Regions from separate parts of the Mus musculus genome. Here region 1 is linked to region 2. The links are chromatin loops, found by intact Hi-C in ENCODE. Cell type or tissue: heart. All regions are shown on one strand. Links, peaks and the distances in the headings refer to the core of each region. The heading gives the core; the rest is flanking DNA.

The links. A loop is a pair of places that touch in the nucleus more often than their neighbours do. Peaks named below come from ENCODE experiments on the same cell type or tissue, not always from the same donor. Only the 100,000 strongest peaks of a DNase experiment are listed, where the experiment ranks them.
Region 1: a loop joins it to region 2, with 6 times the contacts of the local background. A loop is called at or near these places in 14 of 42 quality-filtered maps.

Annotation. Positions count from the first base shown.
Region 1 is chr5:91,299,581-91,315,532 of GRCm38, reverse strand. No RefSeq gene overlaps it. Among named protein-coding and RNA genes, the nearest start is that of Gm19619, 24 kb to the right of the region's middle. In heart, for the core only: a CTCF peak has its summit at 7,442 (motif pointing right); no DNase peak of the experiment used is centred there.
Region 2 is chr5:91,028,877-91,044,828 of GRCm38, reverse strand. Epgn (epithelial mitogen) reads right to left here. Exons shown (of 5, transcript NM_053087.2): 3 at 13,601-13,721; 4 at 12,470-12,622; 5 at 9,617-10,910. The coding sequence ends at 10,856. Among named protein-coding and RNA genes, the nearest start is that of Epgn, 9.3 kb to the right of the region's middle. In heart, for the core only: a CTCF peak has its summit at 6,115 (motif pointing left); no DNase peak of the experiment used is centred there.

The DNA of each region.
Region 1 (15,952 bases), core at 3,789-11,788, 270 kb before region 2:
TATCCACTTATCAGTAAGTACATGTTGTGTGAGTTCCTTTGTGATTGGGTTACCTCCCTCAGGATGATCTAAACAGCCCTATATCCCCCAAAGAAATAGAAGCAGTCATTAATAGTCTCCCAGCCAAAAAAGCCCAGGACCAGATGGGTTTAGTGCAGAGTTCTATCAGACCTTCAAAGAAGATCTAATCCCAGTTCTTCACAAACTATTCCACAAAATAGAAACAGAAGGTACTCTACCCAACTCATTCTATGAAGCCACAATTACTCTGATACCTAAACCACAAAAATACCCAACAAAGATAGAGAACTTCAGACCAATTTCCCTTATGAATATTGATGCAAAAATCCTCAATAAAGTTCTTGCTAACTGAATCCAAGAACACATCAAAACAGTCATCCATCCTGATCAAGTAGGTTTCATCCCAGGGATGCAGGGATGGTTCAATATACGGAAATCCATCAACGTAATCCAGTATATAAACAAACTCAAAGACAAAAACCACATGATAATCTCGTTAGATGCTGAGAAAGCATTTGACAAAATCCAACACCCATTCATGATAAAAGTCTTGGAAAGATCAGGAATTCAAGGCCCATACCTAAACATGATAAAAGCAATCTACAGCAAACCAATAGCCAACATCAAAGTAAATGGTGAGAAGCTGGAAGCAATCCCACTAAAATCAGGGACTAAACAAGGCTGTCCTCTCTCTCCCTACCTATTCAACATTGTACTTGAAGTCCTAGCCAGAGCAATTAGACAACAAAAGGAGATCAAGGGGATACAAATTGGAAAGGAAGAAGTCAAAATATCACTTTTTGCAGATGATATGATAGTATATATAAGTGACCCTAAAAATTCCACCAGAGAACTAAGCCTGATAAACAGCTTCAATGAAGTAGCTGGATATAAAATTAACTCAAACAAGTCAATGTCATTTCTGTACACAAAGGATAAACAGACTGAGAAAGAAATTAGGGAAACAACACCCTTCTCAATAGTCACAAATAATACAGAGGCTTTTTAAAACCATGGTTGGTGAGCAAGGAAGTGATACTGGTCTAAGGTGACGCTCCAGTTTCCCCGACGTGATTGTTACACATTGTAGATGGGTATCAAATGCTAGATTGTAACCCATAGATATGTATAATTAATATGGCTGATATAAAATTGATACTTTAGACAATTAAAAACACCAAGAAATATAAAAAAGAGGGGATGGCGATGAAATCTTTGCTCAGTAAATCTTTCTGCAAAGCTGACGTCCAAGACTCCGTTCTCTCCTGGCTTGCTGACTTCAGCCACTTGGAAGGGGTTGAAGGCTTGCTGGCATTCCATCCCGGACAGAGATGGATGAGGTGTGTAGGTTTGTTGATGCTTGCTTGGTATTTTTAGCTCAGAGTTAGCAGAAGTAGAGTCCTGGCAGATTGGCTTTTATTGGGTCTGACATCTCACATCTCTCCTGTCAAACTCTTTCTTTGGGAGAATCCATTTGGCTCAGCTGCTACAGTGGCTGCCCTGGCCCTGCTGCCAGGACTGTTGCTGAACCCTGGCATCTTGTACGTCTCATAGTGGCACCCACTATGGCCAGGAGTCTTTAGACTCCTTAAAAGGTTTGCTGTCTAGGCTGCTAAACCTAGAACTCAAAGGCTTTAATTGTAAGCAATTTGCTTTCGTGAGTTTCTAAAGGATGCAGGATTTTCCCATCTGTGTGCTTGCTTCTGGCTGCTTAACTATTTATTGCTCTCCACTGGTAGGCTCAGGGTATAATGCAGGAAGCACATATTCTAGGTCCGTGTATGCCTTCATTCTTTTAACACTGGGCTGCAAAGCCTTATTTATAACAAGGCAAAATAGATATACTTAAATATTCTAAGTCTGTTCTATGTCTGATGAAGAAGGTATCTATGTGTATTCAGGAGAGTGTGCTTGCGTGCACATGCCTATGTAACACTGACATATGCAATTGCATATCCAGTTCTGCCCAGACACCCATGGACGGCTCACAGCCCCACATCTCCAGTGTTCATTGAGAGATGGGAACAGAGTTTGTTTCGATTCCTGTCTGGAATAGTTGAGAGCAGCCTAGTGGTACCCATACAGGATAGTTTAATGGGCTTCATTCATTAAGCCTCAGGGATGGTTGAGGATGCACAAACCTTATCCAGGGAACTGGGGAGAGGAATCCCCTAGCCCAGGGAAAGGAGATGAGAACCCTGATGGAGAAGATGACTCTCTGAGGATCCAGGACTACTGTGAAGGTCTCCACAGGACTTACTGGACTGAGCAGCCAGCAGGGGAGCTCTGATTACCTTCTCCTCTGTCCAACTCAGCGATTCCTCACACCCTGTCCCATTTTGCCAGAATCTTTTCTTTCCTATCTTAGGAGCATGAAACCAAGCTGAGGGACACCAAGAGGACCCAAGAGGGCATGATGGATAGGTTTCCCCGATCTCGTCTCTTCTATTTTGTTTTGACATAGTTTCCGAGTTTCCAGTCAATCACCGCATGTGGTTACTAAAAGTCTGTTTTCATGTCAAATATAGATCCCTTCCTCCCAGCACCAAGACTTTGCCTTTCCCTTGTCATTTTTGTTCCAATAATATCACTTCTACGTCAGGGGCTGTGAATGTCTTTAACAGAGTCATGGAAAGGCCACACACAGATATCCAGATGAGCGTAAGTGTTAATCTAGTATGCCAGAGGGCAAAGACATGTAAGTTTGTGTGTGATGCCTGTGGCTCCAGGGTCCTTTCATGAACTGAAATTTAAATAAATTAAGTTTTAAAAAAATTTCTGATTTCCATTTCTGGTGACAAGTCTGAACAGGCATTCTGAGTCACTTCCTGGCTGAAAACAATAATATATAAGTGTAAGAATAACATTTATAAATTATATTGCTGAGCTAGAAAGCAAGTGGGAACCACAGATGTGAGAAGTGGGTTTTTATTTACCTCAACTGGCTGCTAGAATAATCTCCACAACATCAGAGATGCTGCCTATTTTTTTCAGTGCTCTGTCTTCTCCAACTAGAGCAGGTAGTAGGCAATCATTGATACATCGTAGGCAGCCAAAATGTATACAATGTATAATGTATACATACATGATGTATAATGGTCTAAATGCATAAAGGTCTAAATGTTTCCCTACTGGAGCTCAAGGTTACACAGATGTAGAGAAAAATAAAAATAAAAAGGCAGGAACCATCCCGACAATGACAGATTGGCATCAGCATTAGCTCTGGTTCAGCATGAATACAGATGGCGTGTTCACAGACATATATACATGAGTGTTCACACATATCATACTCGGCATCAGAGCTTGTGAGGTCCTCGAAGTAAAAAATACCATCTCGATGAGCATAGCCAGAACCCAGATCTTGGCTTCTAATAGCAGTCTCCAGCAAAAGGAACTGCGAGTTTTGGAGAAATAAGATTCTAGAAAAATGAGAAAATTTGCAGTACTGGCCTGCAGCATCTTATATAGCATGAGACTGCCCTTTCACACAGGAGGGATGGAGGCTGGAGAGGAGGCATGAGTCACATGGGGAGGCCCCTCCCCCTGTGACGAAACTGGAAACCTATCTCACCAGCCTAACCTCGCAGACACTGTGCAGGCCAATGCCAAGCTGTGTTGACACAGACTGTAGGAATTTAAAAACAAAATCAGGACCCCCAGTTTCCCCAACTAAAATAGACTTTGGGAGATGAATTGTTAAGCAGTGACAAACGCTTTTCTTGCTTTTGTTTGTAAGGCAGGGATGTCAACAGAGTTTGCCAAGAAAGCTAGAGGCACATGTTAACAAATAGAGAGGGAGTAGGGAGAGAGGGTGTTTGTGAAAATCCTCAGCCATGGTTGAGACTTTGCTGGAGAGCCTTCCTTAGAGAGGAAGCCAGAGATGCACCTATGGTTTGGTGGATGTTTCTCTATTTTTCCTGCTTTGTGCATAGCCTAAACTTAAGACAGTTCAGATCCCTGGTTCCTAACCTTAATGCTGGGACCCTTTATTAAAGTTCTTCATGTTGTGGTGACACCAACCATAAAATTATTCCATTGCTACTTTATAACTCTAATGTTGCTACTGTTATGGATCATAATGTAAATATCCTTGTTTTCTGATGGTCTCAGATGACCCCTGTGAAAGGGTTGCTTAGGGTTCCAGCCTACAGGTTGAGAACAATTGATTTAGATACAATCAACATATCAAGGGTGAAAGATAAGAAGACAGCACACTGTGCAGAAATGGGGGGTCCAAGGATAGTCTTAGAGATGGATTAAGTTGATGCTTTGTTTGTTTCTTTGCCCCCTTGATCCTAGACTGAGACTGGGAGAAGCTGGCAGCCCAGGAGTATGGGTGATACAGCCCAAACCATAAAACCAAGCAGCAGGCTCCAGCTGCAGCCTGTGCTCTCCCCAAAGGGGCAGGAGGTGGGCAGCTGAACAACACAGTACTTTCAGACAACAGCCACACTCCCCCTCAGACAAGCAGGGCAGGGTAGAGTCCCACTGACAACCAAGGTAGTGTGTGAAGCTACACTTATGACTCCCCAAGATCATAACTCTCTAATAAAACACACAGGCATTATATACATAACACTATAAAATGCTGACCCAGAAAGTGGAGAAGATCCAGGTAAATGAAGAAACTGCAGCCTCATGGATTGTAAGGCTCTAGAGAACACCGATGGCAATTTTCTCAAAACTAATGTCAAGGCTTTTAAATTTCTTTTTAATGTGAAAAAGTAAAATATAATAAGATAAGGCAAAGATCTTCATGTGGAAGTTGAGTAAGTCAGCCCAAGTGAAGGAGAAGAATTTGAGTAGTAGACACAAGTATGAGAGGCCCACTCATCCTCACACACGGGAGTCCCATACAAACACCAAGCTAACAGTTATAATGTATATGCAGAAGACGTGGTGCAGATGCATGCTGGCCCTGGGCCTTCTGCTTCCATTGCTGTGAGCTCATATACACTTCGCTTAGTTGATTCAGCGGGCCTTGTTCTCCTGGTGTCTGTCCCCTCTGGCTCTTACAGTCTTTCCACCTCCTCTTCTGCAGAATTGAAGGGAGGGATTTATGGCGACATCCCATCTAGACCCTCCTCTTGATGTCTGCCTATAGGTCCCTGCATCTGTTTCCACCTGCTGCCGGAGGAAGCCTCTTGGATGATGAGTGAATATGGCAGTTTTCTCAAAATTGATGTCAAGATTTAATATAATTCTTGCCACAACTCAGAAAGATCCTTTTTGGTACACATTGATGAGAGCATTCTAGAATTTATATAGGGAGGCAAGAAAAAAAAATAATCCCCCACTGGAATATTTAAAATTATCTCAAAGAAGGAAATTCAAGGGAAAGTCATTGTGCTGACTTCACACAGTATTGTGTAGGTTCAGTTGACCATCCACACAGCACTAACAAGGGGAAGAACACAAAGATGAACAGAGCAAGCTGCAAACCTTGGAAAACCACATGCAAATATATCTGATTTTCTCATTTTATTGTAGTAAAATACATATGATACAAAATTTGTTATTTTCACTATATTTACATTTGGTCAATGATGTTAAATGCTGCTAGCTTCTTATCTCTCTATGATCCAGCACTCTACTCCACTAGCTCTTTCCATCCAGCAAAAATAGTACTCTGAGTCCATTACACAGTGATTCCCCTCGCTCCCTACCCAAGATCCTGGCCACCACCACTCTGCTCTCTGTGAAGCTGACTGCTCTGTTCACATGAGTGGAATTCTAAGTACCAATTGGCGATTTCCTTGCTTCACATAACACAGAGCCCCCCAGATCTGTCCAGGTTGTCAAATTCTCTTCTAAAGATTTAGTAATGTTCTACCATATCCATATCTCACATTCAGTTCATCTGTTCCTGTGTTGGTGGACGGTAGGGTAGCTTCTGCCTTCTGGTGACATTCTGAGAATGTATGGGAGAACACACATCAGTCCGTGCCTCCCTATATAAATAAATACTCACAGAATTGAGATTTGTCTTTTCATGCCAATTCTATTTCTATGGCTTTGAGACATTCACTGTGCCTGCATCATTTTGGATTGCTGCTAACAAAGTGCAGGGTTAAGATGCCCTCTCCTCATTTGTTTAGTGCAAATATGTATCCTTTATATCTATTGTCTTTGCAACGGTAACATCACTTTTTGTTACTTTGTTACTTCCCCACCTCTATTCAATATTTATTGTTCTCCCATTGTAATGGCTACAGCATTGTCTAAAACCTTTACAACTGGAAAGATCAAGGCTGGTGCTATGGTGATGTCCTTTCTTCCAACCTAAGTCACTGCATCAGAAGTGATGCTGCTGATTTGTCCCCATGGGCAGAAGTTATAGCACCTTGAGTAGTTTTTTCCGGGTCACAGGTCTAGACTTCTTTGTAAGTGCAGCCGTTACAGCATCAGCATCCAACATCACTGCTCTCCTGATTTCTACTGAGATAGCACTATGGCTGATCTTTTCCATGCCTTCTTTGGCTGAGGGGGTGGTAGTACCATCTCTACCCTTTCCTTATCAGCACCAGGGGCAAGGAAGAAAGCATAGGCATACTAGTGGAGAGGTAATACAACGTCAATAGCTGCTCTGGAAGCTAAATATGCACCTGCTGTGACAAACAGCAATTGCTTTCATGGACATGTCCTCTTAAAAACATATGTCCCTCTAACACCCTACGCACCAGTGTTTCCAACAGCTTTGAGACAATCCAGATGTCCGTCACCAAGAACGTGGTAAAATAAATGCCAGTACACCCACATCGTGGGACACCACTCAGTGATGAGAAGCAATGAACTGTTACACACAACAGCTTGGACGAAAGCCAATCTCAGAAGATTGCACACAGTTCCATTTTACGATAACATTCTTGAAATAACAAAATTAGAGACAAGTAGAGAAGATAAATGATTGCCAGGTGAGAAAAAATTAGGCAGAAGCAGGAGGCTATGAGGTGCATGCAGAGGGGAAAGGTGGAGGCTATGATGAGGTCTCAATGGTATGAGCTTCCTGCATCTTCATCCTTCATCATTGTCTTGGGTTTAATGTGGTACTGAAGCTTTGCAAAATGTTTTCTTTTGCAGCTATGGGAAAAGAGCACACAGAATCTCTGTGTCATTTTCTATGGGTGCAGCTTAGCTTATAATTATCTAAAAGCAAGGGTTTCATTAAAAACAGGTGAGATAATTAGTTTTGAGAAAGAATTACTTATTGTGTTAATCTGCCAGCAGCAAGAAATAGTAAAAATCTAGAATTTTTGCTATTGACATGGGATTTTCAGATTAGTTTCAGGCAAAGTGTTGGCTGAAATTCCTTGGATCACAGGGTAGCTAAGAGTTAATGCCATTCAAAACCACAATGAATCAGCAATCTGAAGAGTGAATTGTGGAAGTTCATGGGATCCTGTTCTGCAGCACTTAGAAATCACCACAAGAGGGTGCAATGATCCCAGCTAATTACAGGGACAGTGGCATCAGGTGAACCAACCGGGAGGTAAATTGTCTAATGTGGAAATATTCTTTAACCCAGATGCTTTCTCTAGGATGCACCTGTGGTTAGTTGTTGCTTTGCTTTTGTTTTTTGTTTTTTTCTTAAAGGCTGTAAATCAGTTGATAGAAACTGATAGCAGCTGACTGCATCAAGGAAAGAGAAACAGATCATGAATGACAAACGGGAGGATGGGACTATCCAGCCTCTAGAGATTCTGAGAGGAGACCTCTTCCTCATCGTGGAGATGCTCCACTTCTGCTAAATTACAGGTATGCTCAAAGCACCTATACAAATTGGTACCAAATTTGCAATTGAATGCCAGGATGACCTCCCATTTGGAGGCATAGATTGGGAGCAAAATGGTGGTGCATTAAGATCCATTCCGTTTCACTGTTAAAGTCATAGATGGGAGCAGGGTGCAGGTGAGGTGTGAATGTGTTATTGCCCAGCAGAATTCTTTGAAGGGCTAATCTAATGGACTTTCTCTGAGGTCTCATCTTCCTTCCCTTAGAGGTTGGGGGAGACAATAGTGTCTATCATTCCGACCTTGCTCTAGAAACGGAGGTCAGGCCCACTGAGAGATCTATGAGATGGGGTCCTCGGCTGAGTGAATCAGATGCTGTGTAGCCCATGCCTGGAGAGTGGAAAGAGGCTGACTATAGGCAGAAACAGGCTCCCTTCTACCAGTCAGTCACTCAGAAGAATGGGAGATTCTGCAAGCCAAAGAGGCAGAGACAAGAGCTGAGTCCACTTGCAGGAGCCTTTGCCTACACCAGGGGGAAGACTTGGGGCTTTGGAAGAATCAGATTCCCAAAACAGTGAGCAAGCTTCTAACCAGACCTAGAGTCTGGAGCCTCTAGACAGGTGGGAACCTTCTTCCTCCTCTCAGCTTCTCTCGTGTCCCTGCTGGCTCTCCTGGGATAAGCCAAAGCATAGATGTTAGAACCAGCTCGCAACAGGGAAATGAGAAGAATTTTGTGTTCAGAATTTTGCATAAATTATGTGTTCAGAATTTTGCATAAATTAGACATGGTCACATGTGCCTGCATCTGCTACTGGAGAGGATGAGGCAGGAAGATTGCTGGCTTAAGTTACACAGTGAGTCTGAGACCAGCAGATGCTATCTTTCCCGAGTAAGCTCCTTTCTCAGGAAACAGCTGCCACAGCAAAATCTGAGGTGATCAACTGGAGCAAGAGACAGAGGACAGCTCTACCTAGTCCTGTTTTAACTGTTTTCTCTTAACGCACCCATGGCCTGGGAATCAAATCTTTAACTCATGGGACTTTGGGGGGACACTCAGACTCCAAATGAGAAAACCAACTTGTCTAGCAAACGCCAACACATTCCTCTCCAGCCCCTTGTTCTTCATATACTGTCTTATCTTTCTTCCTGGCCGTTATTAGGCATTGGGTCATCTGTCCCATGAGAACAGGACCCATGATTGGTTTATTCCCTGTACTCCTGGGGCGTTCCTAACATGTAAGAAATCCTCCACCACTTCTCTTAGACTTATTAATTAATTACTCATACTTTAGCCTTTGCAGAAATAAATAAATGCTTTTATATGTTACATACTTAAATAATATTAGTCGCTGGACTTGAAGTTGTGGATTAGGGATTTATCTTTCTACTGTGTCATATACAACCTTTAGGAAATGCATCTAATTCTTGTTCTTTTTAAACAATTTAAAGATAACGTTCAAGGCAAGCCCATGCTCTGAACTTCTCTGTACCCACCAGGACTTGCTTTCTCATCATTTTTCCTCTATCCCAAGTGCTGATGTATATCTGTAAGACAGTGGTGACTCAGGACTAAGCTAATATGCCTAAAAGGAAGGCAGAAGGGTGAATAATTGAACTACATTGGAAAAAAGACTAAATTGACTTTTAGAAATGCTTTTCTATGTGTATGGAGTTAGAGTGTTTGTGCATGTGGGAACACAAGAGCCCACACCTGCACACGTGTGGAGGACAGGGTAAGGTATGGGATTCTCTCTATTTCTCTCTGCAAAGCTTCATCTCTCTTCCTGCCTTCCTCTCCCTAGGTGCTGGGATTATAGCAGAACATAGCCATGCCTGGGTTTTGACGTGGCTGGCTACTGGGGATGGGAACATAGGTCCTCATGCACGTGCAGCAAGCACTCTCACCCCTGAACCATCTTCCAATCCCTGTCAATGTTTGCATTAGTATCTATTAATGATGCGTTAAAATGAGTTTCATTATGATGTATTTATACATGTATGTAATTTATTTTGATCAAGTCTGTCCCAGCTTCTCTCTCTTATTCCTGACTGTGTCTGTCGCTCCTCCTTCTTCCCAAGCAGGTGCCCCCCATCTTTCCTGTCTTCTTTGCATGCTTTATTAGGATGGTTTATCAGAGCATGGGTGATGCTTGATTTTCAGGAACCTAGACAACTTCCTGTGACTACACCACTGAAGAAAATATTCTTTTCTCTGTATCAACCATTGACCATGATGAATCCTCAGGAGCAGGTGAGGCCCTGTCAGCCCTTACCTCTTCCAAGACAAACTGCTAACAGGCTCCATCTTGGGCCGATCTTACACAGGCAATTGCAGTTGAGATGGGCCTGGAGAGATGATCCAGCAGTTTCCAGCAGTAAAAAACAGCCACTAGCGTACAGAAAATCCAACTTCGGTTCTTTGCACCCATGTTGGCTGAGTTGCATCCACCTATAACTCCAGCTCCAGTGTCCAAAGCACTCTTCTGGCCTTTGTAAGAACCTGCATTCACATACTCACACCCATATACCCTGATACACATAATTAAAAATAATATAAATCTTCTAAAAAGTAGGGCAAAAGTCACGTCCTGAGCAGAAGTCAGAATTCCATAAACCCCTCTGCTCTTTCATTCGTTCAGCTCATTCTGTAATATTCTCTGAGCCTTGTTGGGGGTTGTACAGTTGCTCCTTTTTTGTCTAGACATCCAATAATCATTTATTCCCAGTACTTTGGCCACTTACGGATCTTTGCAATCATCACTGAGCACGACAAAGAGAAGTTTCTCTGACAAAAGCTGACAGCAGTACTCACCTGTGAGCCTGCACAGTTATTTAGAGGGCAGATTAACAGACATGTCATGTCCGTCTAGCAAAAGGTAAGGCTGTAGCTTCCCCTGTAGTGTCTGTGTCCTCATCAGCATTTAATTAGGTTTATAGTTCTATGTGTGCATTCCCTCTAGAGGAACAGGAATCAAATCCAATTACAAAGTGGATGGCGGGGAGGGTATGGGGGACTTTTGGGATAGCATTGGAAATGTAATTGAGGAAAATACATAATAATAAAAAAAAGAAAGTGGATGGCTTTTCACTATAACAGGGATCCCATTATTGTGCCAATGTGTATGGTTGCAAACAGGGTCCACAGCAAAGTTAAGTCTGTTGATATTTGTTCTCCCCAGCAGCCAGTATAGCACCGTCTGGAACTATCTAAGCTAGCCAGCAAGAAGGAGGCTCCCAGACAAATAGAGGTTGATATTTCTATATCCCTTGACCAAGCAAGGCATTTTGCCTCTTCAATATTAGGTTCTTAGTGTCTCTTCTGATGATCATCTAACAGCAATGGCAATTGATTGTATTGTTTGTGTAACTCAATGGCCTCCCTGGCTAACAACTCACAAGGACCCAGACACTGGTAAACTCCTTTAGTAACCTATGACTTTGGGAAAAACTTTATCTACCCATGGGGTACCTCTCTTCAAACTCTCATTTTAAAATATCTTTATCATTATCTTTATTGAGTATCACATTTCCTCATGGGTTTTTCCAGACATAAACAGATTTAAAACACACACACACACACACACACACACACACACACACACACACACACACAAACACACACACACACACATGAGAACAGTCATTGTCTCCGAGCAGAGTGAGAGAGCGACGTTGAGTTGAGTTGGACCTCTGCCCAATGGGGCTATGCAGAGAGAAAGCAGGGTCTGTAGCTGAGCGGAGTCACACCCAGAATGAGATCTGGAGTGACTAGTTCAGTGGCCAACAGGCTTGCAAGCTTTCAACAGTGTCAGTCATTGTAGCATTTAGTGAATGGGTAAGTTCAAGGGCAGAGGGCCACTCACTACCTGAGGGGTGATCTAAGAGGGCGGGGAGAGAGTTAACTTCTCTTCTGGAAAGTCTGAGAAAGGGAAGAACCATGGAAGAGGGCGGGGCCAGGGAGCTGTAAGGATGGCAAGTGCCCGGGCATTGCTGGGAGGTGAACCTGTTTGAACCAGAAGGCCTGGGTGTGAACAGGAAGACAACTGGGGGCGGGAGGGGGGGTGTCATCCAAATGTGGCTCAGGGATAGAGAGACTCACCTTCCTCAGGGACCGGGGAGGAGAGAAAGGAAAGAATCAAGAAGTTGTAGCTGGGCATTTATAGGCCGCAGGGCAGGGTATAATTCCCCAAAGCCTGTTATTTCTTTAGTAAAAATGATGTTAGGTTGTGTGGGGAGCAGAGGGGAGGAGAGGTTGAGTTGGAGATCTGCCCTCCCCCAGAACATTAGCATGACCTCTGAAGATGAATGTTACTGCTGAGGTCCCTCCGCTGACTAATGCCCAGCAGATGAGGAGATAGTATTTCTGTTGACAATTACACTCTCAACCTAATGACTTGCCTTTTTTGATGATTTCTGCCTTCGTCACAGGCTGTTAACAAGCACTAAATTGTGCGTGGGCTTAACTCTCATGTCCAAGGCTTATTATATTAATATTCTTTTGCTGTTTTAACTTCCTAATATGAAAGCATAATAAACAACGTTGCCGAGAACAGCTCAGCATCTGGTGTCCACCAAGGAGTCACGGATGCTCATGAGTCAGCGGGTGCATCTCACCCGTCAGGAGAGCAGGGCTACTTATCTATATTGCTTCATCTTCTGTTAATGGAAAGGCAGCAATGTGCAGACATTCATTCAGGAAGCATCAGCTCGTCTCTTGGGCTATGTCAGGTACTCTGGCTGTGGGCGAGGATTTGATGACGGGAGGCACAGTCCTCAGGACTGATGACTGAATGCTTTTCTAGAAGTGAACCCAGGAATTTACTCAATATAGCTGCAGATTTTCCAACATTACAGCTAAAGTCAGTTGTAGCACGTGACCCATGTGAAATACGGTTTGAGTGTCAGAATGTGTTTTCCAGTACTCAATTGAAAGTCTGGGAGCTGTGTGTTTTTTAATGAGTTATCAAACTGCATTTATCCCTTAGAAGTCAAAGAGAAAGAATAGCTTCCTGCCTGTTACTTTATTTCCCACTCTGCCTTGCATAGATCTGCATTGCCTCCTACCCGACTCCCATCCCCATCCCCCATCCCCCATCCCCACCCCCACCCAGGCCTCCATGGGGATGGCAACAATGGCAGTGGGGCATGGCCATTGCCCAGGCTGCTTGCTACCTTTGTTCTGCATGCATTTCAATTTCTAATTCCCTCCAATAAAAGGTGATTTGTTTGCAAAAAATTTAAAAAAATGTTTATAAAATTTTTTTTGAAAAACCTCAAGGATGTAAGGGAATAGATTTGCTAATATCTTCTTTATTTTTGATATAGAGTTAGCTGGTAGGCACCATTCATTGTCCCATTCACCCCCCTCCGGGTGGAAGGAAGTTGCACTGACTGTGGTTTCAGGGGGACATTTCTAGTTTCCTTGTTTCCCTTTCCCATTCTTCCCTCCCTATTTCCTTCTCTCCACCCTGCCCTTCTCACTTCCCCTTTTCCTTCCCTAGCCTCTCAGTCCACTAATGCTTACTGAGCACTATTGTTTTGCGGCGGGCTCTGTGGGTGCACAGTGGAATTAGAGAGATAGCAAGGCAGGCACACACACACACACACACACACACACACACACACACACGCGCACGCGCACGCGCACGCGCACGCGCACGCGCACGCGCCAGTCACACTGAGGTGTGTTAGGTTAGCGCATGTAGCAAGGGACAGAACTGCTTGGGAGAAAGGCTCCACAACAGCCTGGAAGTGGAGTAAGGGCTTCACTTAGCTGAACAGGGAAAAAAGCAAGCATAGCCTAGTCCAATGAAACTGGGCAGAAAGAAGGGAGCAAGTGCGCCTTTAGATTTAGAGGTTTGGGTTAGACCTTTGCTATACAGGACATGGATTAAAGGATCATAGTCATTCATCTATCATCCTCTGCAAAGGACCAAGAAAACAGATCTCTGCTGCTCTTTGAAGCTGGCTTTTCCCTTCGGTCAGCCAGATCTGAGGCAGGAGTTCTGTAGTGTCACCGGGTCACATTCGCTTAGTTTGTGATGTGAGATACAAGACATAATCCCTTTCACGCTGCCACTACACCTCCCCCTTACACACATCCCTGTGGCCACGGTTTCCCAGGGCCCCGTGGAATGAGGGATTCTGTATGCTCTGACCTGCAAACTGCCTGGTCTCTTCCTAACTACAGGACACACTTGGCATTTGGTTTATGTTTGCTTTAAAGTAAGAGATCTTCTGCAAACAGAGGGCTGACATAATCACTATTGCGCCCTTTTCCTTTAAGAGAAGCTCATGTGGGCTGGTGAGATGGCTCAGTGGTCAGGCTGCGTGCCACCCAGCCTGACCGGACAACCCGAGTTCAGTCCCTGAGACCAAAGTGGTGGAAGGCGAGTGCTGATGCCTACAAGCATCTTGATTTTCACATGAGCCTCAGGACACATGATGAATATGAATACACATACACATACACACACACACACACACACACACACACATACACACAGAAAATGCAATACAATTTTTTGAAAAGAAACTTGTATAAAAATACTACTTATGATGCAGAGCTATGCTCTTTCTTATCTATATGCTCTTCTTTATACCTTATAAGGAAATATCTCTCCTTTAACATCTCAGTATCCTTAGTATCTTATTTTAAGTGTGTGCCTCCCAGTCAGCCACTGAATATCTGCTTTGTTTGTTTGCTTCAATTGCTAGCTCTTCGCCAAGGTGGTATATATAATCATTAGGAGTCTCCTTCACTAGTATACCTGGAGTAGCAAGGTGAGCATCCTATATGCTCTGAGCATGCCTTGCATTGCTCACTGTGGTTATGTTACTGCCTGTTAGCTTGGCCAAATCCTTTCTAGACTGTACATACCAAGAATACAAGGTTCAGTGTATGTAGAATAACCATGAACTTTGTAGTAATGCATCTTTGCATTTTGAGAAAATTGACTGGTTAATAGTCATTTACAGCAGTTATTTTCCATGATCAACTTCTATATTTCATTAAGTTTTCTCATATTACACTTGATTTTTTTGCATTAACCATGACTACCTAAGAAACAAATGTTTTCTTATCACAGGTATTTTTCTCTGCATCTGCCTAGAATATTTTCTTTCTTTTAAGACATTTTCAATCATATATATCAACAAAAAATTATCTACAATATAGAATTTAATTGTTTGTCTACAACTCCCCAATATTTTCGTTATTGATAGGTTACATCATTTAGCAACATTACATATATCCTTTTATTTAATATAACTTATATGTGCGTTTTTATATTAATTCATTTTAAAATCACTTAAGTACTCATTCTTCACTTTATTGAAAGTGACTTACATTTATTTTTATCAGCACTTAGATTTTTAAGAAGATGGTTTTGTTTATTTTTATTTGGACTCTACATAGAGCAATAGTTATGAACATCATACCTTCTTGCTATTTTTTGCAGAACCCTTAGTAAATAGTTATGTTAACTAACTTGAGAGACCAGGCAAATATGTAGAATCTGGCCACTGTTCTTTTGTTTTCTTTGTTTGTTTGTTTGGTTGGTTGGTTGGTTTTTTAAATTTATTTTTATTTTTATTTTATTTTATTTTATTTTATTTTATTTTATTTTATTTTTCGATATGGGTGATTGCTATCAAACTGGTAGCCCTGAGTGAAGGTGGGGATTCTTTTGAAAACTTTCCAGATTGACTAATATTTGTCTAGAGGGAAGTTGTGTCATGTAAGCAACAGAGTGATCATCCTTTCGCATTTTCTGCATGTTGATTCCTTTGGTGGGGAGTGGCCGTTGCGCAGGCTCTTACTCAGGTTTTGTCAGAGCCAACACCATACCTGGCAAAGCCATTCATCACGAGAATTTTAGGTTGGGCTAGAATTTCTAAAAGTTACTATTGGGTGGAGTGAGTAGAAATCCAGTGTGTTTTCTGTAGGTTAGTTTATCTTCTTTACAGGAGACCTACATGAAAGAGTGAGTCACCTGAAGTCTAGATCCCAAAGTGGCTCCGTGGGCATTCTTGATGGGACAACCGGTAGTTCATAGGATGTGTGAAGGGCTGTGTCCCCTGAGTACAAAAATGTGAAAACTGATGGCCTTCCTCATCTCAGTGGGTCATGAGAAGGAGGAATCTTACCCTGACCGATGTTGTCCACTATGCCCTTGCTTCTAGGAGTTCTGTTTTATCAC
Region 2 (15,952 bases), core at 3,015-11,014:
ACCAGGGATGCACACTCTATGATCTGCTTACTCTAATAGACTCCTCCTACTCATCAGAGTATGTCAGCAGCAGCAGCAGCAGCAGCAGCAGCATCGCGTTACTAATCCACCAAGGGATCGGCACACGGCTTAGGTCACAGTGTCCGTGACCTATTATCGTCTAGAAATTCAGTTTTGGACATACTTATAGGATATCTTACAATCCTCTTAAGTGTTCTCAGCCCAGTCATGCTGACGATAAAAATTAATCACCACACCTCTCCTCGACTAGTTGACACCTAAACATTGTCATGAAAAGTCCACTCCCGGCTTCACAAAAAGTCTGTGCCTGGCTTACAATGCAAGATGCATTTCACCCATTTCTATGGGTCTTTGCAATCTTAATGGTTTCAACATTATTCAAAAGTCTCAGTTCAAAGTCTTCATTAAGGATCAAAGCAAATTTTTACCTGTAAGCCCCTGTGAAATCAGAAACAAAATTATACACTTTTAGCAAGCAATGGGGTGAAGTGAATATTACAAACCAGAGGACGACAGATCTTTTAGGTGATGTCGGAACACAGTGGAGCAACAGTTAAGTCTGTAGTCAGTGCACAGCATAGAGTGTTCTGTGTGAGCGTGGAGCCCTTGCTTCTGGGATATGAGGGAACCATGGTTAACCCTTGGTGTTTCGGTTTATTAGGGCAAACTGTGCTCACAACACATGGTGATTCTCACTGAAGCAGGACTGTTCAAGTGCAAGGGCTTTCACTTAGTGCTTGAGAGTTTTCACTCTGTTATCTGCGTAGCTGTTTATGCCTCTGAGAAGATGTTGCTTGAATTATACCACAGATAATAAAAACAGTTTACTAAAATGAATGGGCTAAAAAGAAACCATAGACCTTTGTGCATGTCCCCACACCAGGATTCGGCATCAGCCTTAACTTCCAAACATTTTATTTGCCTTATAGTAAAAAGGAACTGTTTATGGCACATATACTAGACAGAAATCTTGTTATATTGGGTTTTGTTTTGTGGTAGCCACAATTTGAGGAACTGCACATGACTGACACACAGGAAAAACTATAACATGTAATTTAGCTTTAATAAGTTTTATGCTTCCTGCTTGGGTCATATTGCTATTCAATAATCTAGAATATGTATATTTGCCAAAGAAGCCTGAAGCCAAAATTCTACTGTGGCTGGCTTTTCAATCAATGTTCTGTCCATGAATTTCAAATAAGATGTTTTAGAAGCAATTTCTTAGAAAGCCTAGGTAGGATGCTAAATATTTCAGATTTTCTTTTATATTTTAAAAACATAAATTTTAAACAATAAGAGAGGTTGAGTAATATTGCTCTTGTAATGAGAATAACATTTTTCTTTTTTTTTATGTATGTCACCTAATACCTCCAACAGCGTGTTCCTAAGAATAACTGTGTGTGAGGGGGTGTTATTATTGAAGATGTGAGTTCCTAGGCTTGCCTAACGGCACTCTGATTGTCTCAGTCCACATTGAAACCTGGGAATCTGAATTTTAATGAAAATCCTCTGCCCATATCCCCTCTACCTGATAGATTCTGAGAGCCATCCATACAGCAGCTACATATAGGAACATGGCTGCCAGCACATCACGGAAATTCGTCTTACCCTGGATTACTCCAGGGCTCAAGAGCATTTACAGAAACATAACTTATCTTAGTGGTGAACACGTTCTTTCCAGCTTAATAGCAAAGGCAAGTGAAACCCAAACTATGTTAGTCTGAAGATTAAAATTCTTAAACAGGAAGGAGTTACAGAGACAACGTTTGGAGCTGAGACAAAAGGATGGACCACCTAGAGACTGCCATATCCAGGGATCCATCCCATAATCAGCCTCCAAACGATGACACCATTGCATACACTAGCAAGAGTTTGCTGAAAGGACCTTGATATAGCTGTCTCTTGTGAGACTAGGCCAGGGCCTAGCAAACACATAAGTGGATGCTCACAGTCAGCTATTGGATGGATCACAGGGCCCCCAATGGAGGAGCTAGAGAAAGTATCCAAGGAGCTAAAGAGATCTGCAACCCTGTAGGTGCAACAACATTATGAACTAATCAGTACCCCGGAGCTCTTGACTCTAGCTGCATATGTATCAAAAGATGGCCTAGTAGGCCATCACTGGAAAGAGAGGCCCATTAGACATGCAAACTTTATATGCCCCAGTACAGGGGAACGCCAGGGCCAAAATGTGGGAATGGGTGGGTAGGGGAGTGGGGGGGGGGTATGGGGGACTTTTGGGATAGCATTGGAAATGTAATTGAGGAAAATACATAATAAAAAATTTAAATTAAAAAAAAGAAAGAAAAAAATTCTTAAATAGGATCTACAGATTTTGATTAGAAGAAAGCCAAGAAATATGGATAGCTTTTTATTTCCAAGAAAATATTTCCATGAAGTTAGCTATAATATACATGAATTTAAAGAGTTTCAGAATCAATAAGGGATTTTGATTTTAAAGTAACTATAGTATATCTGATAGAAATTGCTCACAATTTATTTATGGATTAGACAAGAAATTGACAAGACTGATATTCAAGTAATTGGAGTGCTAAAATATCATTAATCAAAGTAGTACATAAAAAGTCTTCCAAACTATATATAATTAAGTTATTAATAATAAAAATCTACATAGTTAATTTGAACATTCAATCTTAAAAATCTATATTTGTTAAATTAACTTTTAAGCTTTTGTGTTGTAAAGACAGGCACTGTGTTCACTTTCAATCTTCAGTCTTGTTTTTTTAAATCCCTCATTGTGATGTTACTGTTTTATTAGTACAATTCATACAGAAAAATATTTAACTTTTTGTTTGAGAGTTGAGAAATGATTATGCTCCTCTACACCTGAGTGTTTAGAATAGCTTTCAAATGCCTTTCTATTCCTAATTTATTATAAAATCACCTGAATTCAAAATAACTTTTGCTATCTTTATACATTTTAATATTTACACCCATTCACTGGATGGATGTATTGAGAGCGCCTTGAAGCCAAGGCTTGGAAGCAGCAGTTTAATGTCTACATTCAGTTTGGAGTGGCCTGGCTGGGACTGCCCCATCAGAGCTGTGAGTCACAGATGAGTATCCGTGTGTACAGACACTGCTGGACCTCCGCAGTTGAAGCAATGCATAAGAAAGAAATCCCAGATGCATATTGGTATCCAGCAGATCATATTCCAGAAATAAAAATCCCTACCAATTTATACGATTACAAGAGATGTTTCCCCTTTGAAAACCTAGCTGCAAAGCACTCATGCAAACATCTAACATGCATACGTCACTGCTTTGCCTGTGGTATGCTGAGGGCAGTGTTCATCCAGGTCTTCTAGCAGGTCAAAACGAAGGGCCATATTCATTGGTCAGCACTCGAAAGTCTTTCATATCATTATACCTGTATTTTCTTGATCACGTTGAAACTTGGACAGCTGTTTTGGAGCTGGAAATTGTTATTGCTTTGAGCTTTTGTTAAACAAATAAACAAAGGCAAAAAATCCAAACAACAAAGTTGAGTCTATGTGACAAGATGAACCTTATGAAACCTCAAAGGAGCAAAAAATTATGTACTTTCCATATAAACCTTTGAGTGAATCCTATGATCTGGGAGGAAGGAAATATTGCAGTCACAACTGATGCATCTATAGTCCAAGGTCACAGCTAGAACTTCCATGTCTGGATGGACTAAGTGACTCTGCCTTGGTTTGACTTGGAAATCCCCCCAGCATGCATTTTGAACACAGTCCCCAGCTTAAGGGGCTCATTTGTTAATTCAAAAGATTTTAGTTAGTAGGTGGGCTCTGGGTGACAAAAGTGGGATGGTCCTTTGGACCAGGCTGCTTCTCTTGTGTTCTCTCAGTAACCCCGAGAAGAGTCATAACCATGTGCTCTGACCACCAACACTGCCATAGGCACACTCACTCCTGTAGCCATGCCCTCTCCTCCAAGATAGGCAGAAGTTTCTCTGAAACCATGGGTCAAAATAAACCTTTGCTCTCTTATGGTGCACTGCCGAGTATTTTGTTCTCCGTACAGCTTGCTCATCCTCAGGCAGGCTACTACAGTTACGTAGCTGGTGTTTCACAAACCTAAGATTTCATTCTGCTAGTTTGGGAATAAAGTCTGAGACAGAGATAAAGTGGCCTCTGATAAAGAATGCTACTAAAAATTCCAGGGCTGATTTTTCACTGCTCTAGTTAGTTAAAATCCCGGCCTCTCCTTTAAAGGCCATACCTAGTATTGAAGGTGATGGAATATTCTGTTTGACACCTAAACTTAGGTATGCAGAAAAACACAACCTAAACCTTTACACACGGCAGAGGGAAATGGAAAAATCTAAGCGATCTTCAGAAAGGGTGCCACTGGGATGCAAAAAAACAAACAAACAAGCAACTATCATTTCTGGCAAAGTTCTATATATTGCCTTAGCCCTGCAAAGGCAAAACACTGGAGAATGGATGCTTGCCGAGCTCTAAGAAGCATCTGATAGCTAGCATGCTTACTTACCTACCACTCAGGAAATTGGGACTGGTACTGCCCTGCAGAAGGGGCTGTCTGTCCAGCACACAGTTCCTGATTCTGGTGCTTGTGGTAGCTATGGTATTTGCATAATTTCAGGCTCAAGGCAGGACAACTGATGGCACCACCTCTCCTGTCTCCTATAGACTTCCTTTAGTCTGATGGCACCATCTTTCTATTGAGTGTTTAGGGAACTCTTAACCAACTTCTTGCCACTAAAACAAGCACAGGTTAGGCTAATTTCCTCACATTTGAGCTGTGAGTCAAACCCAGGCTCAAAAGTGTTCCAAATACAAACTCCATTACTAAACCCCACCTTCTAGACCAGTTTGGGCCAATTTACTGCCAAATTTGTTGCACTGAATAAAAATCATTTCTCCATCACTTGATTAAACATTAACAGTTTTCTCAGAGCATAAGAAAAGGGGTAGGTGAGTCGTGAAGAGAGTAGGGACAACTGCACCTCCGTATTAGCTCAAGAAGTCAGCAATGAAGGGCGGAAAATATGTTACGTTTGTTAGTTTACTTAAGAAAATTCTGCTTGCAAGGTCTTCTAGTCATTTATAGCTTGATAAAGGAATGAACAAGCAATATGAGAACAGGAATTTGAATCCACAGTAATAAGAGGCCTTGGAATTGTGTCCTTGTGACTTTTACCAAAATTTGGGTAGATAAGAAAGTTAATGACAATTCCATGGGAGAGAGCCAACCCCTGTCACTATTAATGATACTCTGCTGTGCTTGCAGATAAGAGCCTAGCATAGCTGTCATCTGAGAGACTTCATCCAGCAGCAGATAAAAACAGATGCAGAAACCCACAGCCAAACATCAGATGGAACCTGGGGAGTATTGAGGAAGACTGGGAGATAGGAATAAGTGAGCCCAGGGGTTCAAGGACACCACAAGAAGACCTACCGAGTTAACCAACTTGATCCCATGGGAGCTCATAGAGACTGAACCACCAATCAAAAAGTATGCAGGGGCTGGACCTAGGTCCCTTACACATCTCTAGCAGATATGCTGCTTGGTCTACATGTGGGTCTCCTAACAATTGGAGCTGGGCTGTCTCTGACTCTGTTGCCTGCCATTGGATCTCCTTCCCCTAGCTGGACTGTCTTGCTATGAACAGATGTCCCAAGGTGAAGTGGTATGCAAGGGGAAGGGGGTAACAGGAGGAGGGATTTATGAGGGTGAGACTGGGCAGGGAGGAGGGGCGCTGTGTATAAAGTAAGTTAATGAAAAACAATTGACTAATATTATTAAGGGTAACAGTCGAAAGGAGGAGTTAATAAAGATATTTATATCAGTTGTGGGGCATGGGGGATGGGAGAAGCTGGTGTCAGGCTTTGAACTGGGAGGTGACTTTAGCAGGCTAACTCGCTGAGAAGACACACCCAGCATGTATTGTAGCAGGAAGCAGCTAGGGATGTGGGCAGGGCAGTGTCTGAGTCATCAGCTGGCACCTTGCCAGCTCCCAGGTGAGTGTGGCTTCTCCTAGCAGGTACATTCCTGGGCAACTCTTTGATCTGAGGTTTTTCTCTGCCCTGTGAGGTTTGCAGTGCAACAGGGCCCTCTACAGGCCTCCTGGTAATTAAATTAAGATGAGGAAAGACCATAACACTAATCCAAACAACCAAGTTGGCAGATTTAAAGGCTCCTAGGAACCTTGAATTGGCAGCTTAAGCCCTGGGGGCCGGTAGCTTTGGAGGATGCAAGCATTCCTAACCACAGCTATGCAAGACAGTTTTCTGCCTTCTCTTCACTAGAAAATACCTTGGCTTCTAAATGTGGGCTTGATGTAAAACAAACACATGGAAGCCAAAGGAGATAATGTCTGTGGGTGGGATCCTCCTGATAACTCTCAGAGTGTTTTTTTATTTTTCTTATAGCCATTTAATAGAATTTCATATCCAAAGGACTCCATGGAGTTAAGCAGCCCCAGGACTGCGTGAGAAGCCTTGTACCTAGAGTGACACAGATATTGTTTTTATATCTCAAATTGTTGCCTTAATCAAGTCCATCAAAATTTAATATTTTTCTCTAAGGAACAATTTGGATAAGGGTAGGACTGAAGGTAATGGAGAGGAAGACGGGGTCTACTGAATTCTACTGACAGCTTGGATGCTTTACTTCTTGTCTCTGATCACCAACCTCAGTCAAGGGCACCCATGGAAGTTAACAGTGCCAGGTGACACTTGTCCACAGATCAACGAGGAATATTCTCAAGTGATCCTTTTATCCCTTGAGTCTTGAGGATAAGCCAGGCTTTGTTTCCAGTCTCCAGTCTGTGGACTCTCCTGTTGGCAGGCTCTTCTCTCCTGTTCTGGCCCCACCCTGACACTGGTATGCACATCTTAATCTGAAGATGACAGTAGGGAATTTCTGTGGTTGGTCCATGACAAAGGCTATTATGTCTATTATAAAGAAAAGAACTGGTTTTCATTTGTAGATCACTTGGCCACCTCTCTAGGTTCACCAAGAATATGAATTTTCCATACCCTGTCGGGAGAGATCCCCTAGGCTATGGCAAAGAGAAAGAGCTGAATGTTGTGTGTCCTTGAACAAGTCTGCACAATTAAATGTGTGTCTGTTGGGTTAATTAAAAGCCTTGGAAATGATTATAAATGGCAGTGCTAGGACACTAGTATGCTCCCTTGATTTGTTAAAGAACTTTATATTGATTCAATACCTTTGTGCAAATTTAAAAGTATAGAGATGCCATTCTTTCCAAAAAAAAGATCTACAGCATGATTTGTTGTTTTTAATTTTTAAAATTTTGTTGACGTTGTTGTTGTTGATGTTGTTGTTGTTGATGTTGATGTTGTTTTTGTTTTTTGTCTTTAAGACAGTCTAGATAAGTAACCCAAACTGGCCTTGAAGATTTGAGATTGTCCCTCTGCCTTCTAAATGCTGAGATTACAGACCCACCACTAATCCTGGCATCTCATTAGCCACTCCCTGAGGACAAGCCACATGGTTAGCTGTAGCTACTTGCCTTTGATCTTAACTGCATTTCAATCTACATACATCTATGCTCCTGTATCTGAGGCACAAAAACGAGAATGAAGGGCCACAAGGTGTTGAGATAAGACTGGACTGAGCGAGGCTGTCCAACTCCTTATCATGTAATCGAATTCCTACCCCCGATGAGCTGTTTCTTCGGAAGCAGCAGGTATTCCCTCATTTAGGTTATGGAGCGAAGTGAAATAAAACAACAGAACACATTTTTTTAAAACACGGGTCTTCTCAAGACTGGAACATGGGTCGCTAGTTGCTCAGAGTCTCCCAAGGTCACCGATTGATTTGAATAATTAACAGAACTATCATCCAGAACTTGAAAAGTATGCTCTTCAATGTGCTACTGGATAGATCTGTGCCAAAGGTTTGGACAGAAATGTGGACTCACCCAGCTTAGCAATGCCAGACTCTGACAAATTCAATTTCAACACTTCCACTGCATCTTGGCAGAAGTTCCTATCTGATGTCATCAGTCAATGATGTAAGGTAGAAAGAGTGGTATTTTGCAATAGGGCTTCTGGTAACCCTTCCCATATGTGTGGGTTGCAAGCTATCAATATTTATATCACACGCAAGATAGCATGTAACATTTTGTAACGTCAAGAAGTTAGTTGGTTTATTCACAAGTCTTTGGCACACGAGCACTGTCCTTGTGTTCAACATCAACAATTTAAATTGTTGATGTTTGTCTTATTTTCATAAGACATTGTTTTTCAATTAAATATAATGAAGGAAAATCTTACTGACATCACCAAAGTGAATATGTCAAAACTGAAGGATTAGATCTGTATGGTGGCAGGAAATTCTAAAAGACGGGTCAGTTTATAATTTCATCCTATGAAAACATGATTATAGGAAAAGTTAACTCGGGATACAGTGACAAGCTGTTGTAAATCATTTTTTTTTGTAAAGTTAATAGCTTTGTATGGGTACTATTACAGGATTTGCGCCACCCCTACCATAGTCTAAAGTACATAATGAAGTACTTATGAATGTGGCTGACCAAAGGATGTACTCTCACAGAACTGACATAGAGGCAGACATGGCAGGAGGCAAAGGCAGAATGGAAGGAAATTCAATTTCTTGGACTGACTGGTTTTGTCACAAACACCATAAACACATCACTGATGATCCACCTACATAGCTGAAAACATAGTTCTGAGGCAAAGGTTTTATTGAGTTGTTCGTCTCAGAATCTTATTGTATACGTATTTCAGCTTTTTGTATGTGCACAGATGTTGCCAGATGTCCCTTCGGCTCCATGGGTATGTCAGAGAATCTTTTCTGAAAAGGCAACCCCTGTTGTTAGATCATAAGAAGCTCATAATCAGATAACTTTCATAAATTCTAGTCTAGGTTTTTGTGTTGTTTAGCTCGGTGTGTTTTATAGTGTTAATAAATAGCTCTCTGTGAGTGAAGAAGATTGAATTGCGTGTTACTGGTTTTCGGAGGGAAGGGGTTGTTTTGTTTTGGTTAACATTTTGATTTGATTATCTGGAAGTCAACTTCTGATGTTCTAATTTGAGGTTATTATGTCTGAAACATGTAAGCACTTACAGACAGTAAATGTGGGTGACCATTTACGGTATCTCTTGCCTTTCCTCAAGAGGAAGTCCTTGGTCAACTGAAAGTAGGCCTGCAATGTTTCTTCCTGGACTCTCCTCAGCTTTTCTACCTCTTTTGAAATGCTCAGGAAGAGGTAGCTTTCTAGGTGTGGTTACTGGAGTCACTGGGTGGAACCAGCACTCCCCACCCCTTGGCGTGATGTAACCTTGCACATGCAGAAAGTGCTGACATGGAAAGCAGCTGCATTCCATTCCTTCTGCAGGAAACACAAAGACAAGGAAATTCCTTCTCTTCAAAGGAAAGCAGAATGCTGTATTCTTAAAGAGGGGATGAAAAGCTTATATGCATGGCTCTTGTGGTTGACTATCACTGTAGCCATATTTAAGTCTGGTTTTTCTTTTAATTAATCTCAAGATCAAGTTGTTCTGCTTATGAGAAAAAAGAAATAAGCCCATGGTTCTAGACTGAATCCAAAAAAAAGAAAAGACAGTAGCTGTTATTGCTTTGTAATTTCATTTTTTATTTCTTTTCAAAATAAGTTATTATTTTACAAACTGAACATGACAATATATAGTAAGGATAATATTCGTGGGTATTTGAGGGTTAGAAACGGGGCTGAGGATGGAAGCATTGAGGATAATCTTGCCTGCCATGCAGTTATAGGAGGTATTTTTTAGTTCTATTAGAGTTCAATTTTGGAACTGCATGGGTCTTGTAGAGAATGGAACCAAACCACAAAGAATATAAGAGACTTGCCCAAGATTGAATCATGTAGCAGAAGCAATTCCAAGGAGGGATACTGATTCCCTAATAAGTATTTCTACGACTGTTTCTTTTTTTAACCCATGTGCAAATATGCTATCAACACGTCAAAAAATGGTTACATTCCACATGCTGTTGTTCCTATATATTTTGGGAACAATTGTAAGCTTTTAGTCATTAGGTGAATTGTCGAACTTCAGTTCAAGCGATGGATACCAAGTGTGAGTCTTCCAATGTAAGGCTGAGATGATAGGCAAAAACATCAGGGGACAGATGAGCCCACACAGGCTTTATGGTCGATATAGGAACAGCTACTTTGCCTGCTCTGGATCTGCTGTCCAGGTGACTTTCAGTCCTCAGGAATTTATCTGCTTCTTCCAAACTACATGAATGAAGTTTGCAAACTGTTGTCACCAGCTGGGTAGGATTTATGCTGCCTTGGATATTCCATTTTCTTTTAGTGGTTTAGGTGTAATGCATCTTTGGTTCACTCAAGGAGCTGAGACATTCACTGTTTTCATCTAAAAATTGATACCAAATTCCCTGAAATTCCATAAGGACAGATACTTTGCTATTAGGTCCATCGAGGCGGGTGGCCCAAAATGTTGAGTGCCCGAAGAACCCGGAAATGGCATTACTTGGACTTGATTGATGTGTAGTAGAAAACAATTAAAATGAAAATTCACATCTGAGATGGTCAGAAGTATAGAACAAATCTTCCTGCAGTGACAACAACCACCCAACAGCAAACCCAAAGAAGGGTAGTGAACTTGGCTTCTGTTACTGTAGCTCATTCCCATAGCTTCCATGGCACCCAACGATGACCAAAGCTAAGAACCAATGGTCAATTACTGCATTGTGACCCAAACCACCATTATTTTCAAGTTAGCTTATCACATTTTGTATCATCCAAAGATCTCCATTGGATTCCCTGTGGCTTTTGACAAATGGCTTGATGACTATGTCTTATAAGGTCTCACAATGGGCTCCCTCCAGAGCAGATGATGTAGGGTGATTTCAGATTTATACACCTAAAACAGAGAGAACATTGGTTTCCATAAGAGTGCTGTGTGTTGATGGTGATGGATTACACATGCAAGTGTGCTGCTGTAGCAGTTGCCCTTGGTACTCTACTTAGATGCCATTTATCTACTGGTGGATGCATTATTCAGTAGTAGAAAGTAACCCATGCACAGTAGCATCCTGCTCTAGAGGATTGCCCAGGACCAACAGAGTGCCTTACCAACAAGTTTCTAAGAGATTGTGAGACCCTGATTTTTACCCCACTGTGATCATCCTGACCCACGATTGACTGATATGAAGTATTAAAGCCAAGTATGATGGCATTCACACCCCATCTCTCCCTGTGGAATCAGGCTGAGACAGCACTGGAGCTGAAGCCCCACCTTTGCTTAGCAGCTTTGGGCTATGTTGTCTTCTTTCATTAGCTCACTACACATTTTGTCTTAGATGTCACACGACCTCCACCATCACACGCGTGAGCATCTCCATCTCCAGATCTTCTCGAGAGCCCGACTTTCCATGCTCGGCTCATGGATGTATACAGATCTTTCCTGTATACAGATCTTTCCTCCTCCTCCCCCTTCCTCCTCCTTCCTTCTCCTTGCTTTCTTCTTTCTCTTTCTCATTATTATTCTTCATCTAGTCGACCAGCATAAAGCTAATCAAACACATATTTGATTCTTTCTGATAGACATCTATTAAGCAAAACAAACTTTTCTAATTTTGGTCACGGAATTTTAGTTGTTTTTTTTTTTTATTGAGAATAGTGAATGTACCATAATATGAATATTATTGTAGAAATATATTTGTTCTTAATGTGACTCTCATTAAATTGTGATTTTTTTCCTAGTTGTGTGGATTTAATGAGAAATAACCAGTGTGGGAAAACTAGAAATAATATGGGATATATGTAACTAATATCAACTTGTTTTGTAGATTGAGTTCTTAGTATTGGGTTTCTAACACTAAACAATATTGCTGAAGATAACTCACTTGATGGCTAAAGAGAAAGTGGTCAATGTGTGTCACATGTTTTCATTCATTTAGTATTCATTTCTTAACATTCTGTTTACTCAACAATATTTATGCTTTGTTGTACACTAAATGTCTACTCATCAGTAAGATGTATTTAATCTCTGCCTTCTAAAAGCCTGCTATCTTTCCCACTTTTAACTTTGACTCAGGCAAACATAAATAAGAGGAAAGAAAACTATAAATTTGCATTGTTCTAATTGTATTGGAAAGGTTTCTTTCTGTGTGTCTTCCTCCTCCCCTCCCCTCCCCTCCCCTCCCCTCCCCTCCCCTCCCCTCCCCTCCCCTCCCCTCCCTCCCTCCCTCCCTCCCTCCCTCCCTCCTTTCTTTCTTTCTTTCTTTCTTTCTTTCTTTCTTTCTTTCTTTCTTTCTTTCTTTCTTTTAAGCACTTGTCTGGGTTCATGAAAAGGCACCAAAAATATCACAGAGGGTCTTTTCAGACACACACATCAACAATAGGGACTATTGTTGACAAACAATAGATATTTGTCAAGTAAACACACACAACCAACTGAATGATTTGTCTTTTCCATACCTTTTTCTTATGTAGCAATAGAAGACAGCAAGAAAAGCACTAATTAGCAATCCGACGCCAATCCCAATCGCAATGTATTTTTCATAAGAATCCACAGCATACGAAGTTAGGGTCAAATGCTCACATCGTTGTCCCGTATAACCAGTAAAGCATCTTTAAAGAGAGAAAAGAGCATGCAACTGTAAAGTCTACAGAAGTACCAACGAGTGACACATTTCAAAGGATGAAAAAGAGACATTTGCTAAGGCACAAGGAAGCCAGTCCATGAATGAGACAGCCTGCACTTTAGCACAGTCTATTCAGTAAGTTTTCATGTGTTCCCTCATTGTGAGGAGGGAAAGGCAGACTGCTTGTCAGGAAACTGAGCCAGTCAGTGTGGGGTGAGAAGGTCATGGTAGCTCCAGGACTTTATCTTCCTGAATGGATTTTCTTCTCATGGGAATTTGTCTCATCCTGGAAACCTGTGTAAGTTCAGAGGTGCCATTGTATGTTGTTAGAAATGCAGATACTGACTTCATAGCTGTAGATCTTAAAGTCAGCATTGCAAACAAGTTTCCGGTCTGTGCGTGCAATAGTCTGGGAACTATGGTGTTGAGTAATATGAATAAGTAGTTTATTTAAAAAGATGTCATAATATTCAAATACAATGGCCAGTCACATTCAGATCAAGCAGTGTTCCCCCTTCTGCCCTTCCATCATTCTATTGTTTTAAAATTATTTTTAAGATTATAATATAATTACATCATTTTACCCCATTCCTCTTCTCCCTCCAAGCACTCCAATGTACTTAAGACGAAGAAGAAATTTGCTGTGTCTCCTAGAAATGACAGAAGTGACACCCATGAGGTCTCCCCAACATGGCCACTTAAACATGACTTGAATAAGGACAACATCAAGAGAGAAGCTAATGTGGACCAGGGTTGAGGTAGGTCTCATGATTTCTCAACCCTATATGAAGAACTATGGGTAGCTAAGGAATGCTGAGAGCGGGAGAAATAGGCTTTCCCAGGGAAGTACAATACCTATTGGCAGTCAAGCACTATTTATAGTGGACAACACAGAACAGTTGCAACTGTGCTGTGTGCATCCCCTTCTCCCATGTCTAAGACTTGCTAAGTTCTTTGCAGTTACCTGCAAATGGCTTGCTTCAGCTCATGGTGGAATGCACATGCTCCATTAATGCAGTAACTATTATGGTCTTCCAGACAAGGATGAGAGAACTTCAGAGCTACAGGTTCTTCTATGTAGTCAGCTAGGAAAAGGAGATACATTAACAGTTCAGTGTGTCCAACTTCATAATACATGTTCAATACATATAGAGAGAGATCTTTTATTTTAAGAATTTTTTGGACCCTTTGTCCTTTGAAATATTGGATTTCTTTTTGGAGGGGGGAATATATCCAAGAGCTTGGGTTCGTGTCTCTCTACACATTATCGGTTAGTTATAGAGTGGAGGTGGATTAATGATAGTCCTATTCTTTAGAAGCTACACAATTAAGCATAGGAACAAGTTGGTCAAAAGGTGGCAGCATTGGTTCTAGCTTAGGAGGTAATTTTGAACCATGTTTCCCAGCCATGTAACCAATGCTAATTAGAGCAGAAGGCCTCATATCACTTTGCACTTCCCCTGTACATTCCTAGGGATTAATATGTCATCACCTAGGGATGTAACTTTTCCTAATAATAAAAGAGATGTTTATTCCCTCTTTAGAGGAGAGGATAAGAATCCCCTCTTTCACTCTTCCATGAACTGCCAAGAAGTTCCATCTAGAGAGGGAAATTTTTCATTGATTAACCAGAGAGGGCTTTTACAACTGATATGAGAAGCCAGAGCCAGTGTGGGCTTAGGTGAACACAGCTAATAGCAACACTACAACATACTAAGTGGAAGTTCTGCTCGGTTAAGAGGTATTGTGGAGATGTTGGAAAGCCATGGGAGTGGAATCTGTAATAGCTTTCTCTTTCTTTCAGCACCACAAAAATGATGGCAGCGTGTAGTTAGTGATCAGAAACCTCCTCCAGGGACACCTGAGTCAGGGAAGGGTACTCTGGAAAATCATCTGGGTTTCAGGATGCTACTGGTGCTGGCATGCCAGATGGAACACCTACTTGTACTATCCTTGGTGCTTATGCAATGGGAAAGACTCTTAGGGAAAAACCGCATAATTGAATGGTTGCCATCTTTAAACTTTGCTTAAGCACAGTTGGTGGCATCTTATGACCTGTTGAGTGCATAAGTCCACCTCCTTACTATTAGTCATTCCTCGCAATATATTGTATTGGCATTCCTACAGAGGCTAAGACAATCCTACTCAGGTGTCTTTAGGAAAAATAATACAGACCTAAAAAACATTCTTTCTCATGTCAAAAACACTAAATCTCTATTTACTAGGGTACCAACAAGACGCCATATCACTTTCCTTTGAGAACACACACCAGAACGTAACACTGGCATTCAATTTGCTGACTGTGGTATTGTTAACGTAATTGATCCCTTTAGGAATTTATTTGGAGACATTGAGAATTTCTCATTCAAACCATGCTAAGTTCCTCTTAATTCAAGATGAACCAAGTTCACTTAAGCAAATATAAAGAAGGATTCTCTAGAAAATATGAGAATTTGAAGGAAACCATTTCCAAAGGAAGGGTACCCCAGAGAGACTCATTTTTCCCTTTGAGGAGAAGTTAGTTATAACTTCATTAAAACATTTATAAGATATAAGATGTAAATTTCTAAGTTAAAAAGCAAAATGAGAGGCTATAGCACGATGTTAGATGCATAGCATGTGCAAGGTTCTGGGGTCCATCCCAGCATTGTAACAAAGCTGGGAGAAATACAAAATTTTTCCACAAAGAAAGCAAAGAAATAGTTCCTTCCTTTCTTTTTATTGCTGTTGTTATATAAATCAGAGACTTCATTTACAGTTCAGCAATATGAGAGGGTAAAGGGGTAAGGGCGGAGTTGTTAGAAACAAGTGTATGACATCAACCCCTAAGATGAAACCACATCCCTAAATGTTTCTATATTTTTGGTTAGACCCTGAAAACAAAATAAAGAGTTCCTGGGTCCTGATCACAAACCATAATCTTTCTATCAGGGGCCATTATGAGTTCTGTGAGAGTCATTAGTCATTCAGACTCAGGTCTTGGCAGGCAAGGAGCTTTCCAAATTCATCTCAAGTTCAAATGAGTTTGAAAACTGTGCCACAATGCCATCTTCAGCAGCAGCAAGAAGTCATTGTGATACACACATTGACATGGAGAGAAAATATATGACCACCACCAATAATAACCAAAGTAGGTGAGAAGGATCAGGAAGTGTAGCACATGCTAAAATGACAGCAAGCCACGAGAAAAGACCTTCCCGAAGATGGAGAAAAGCACCGCTTCTTGTCATTTCTGTGGCTACCAAGCTTCCTGCTCCAGATCAAAATACAATGTCTCTCCTCCAGAATGTCAAAGCATATTCAACTATACCCAGTA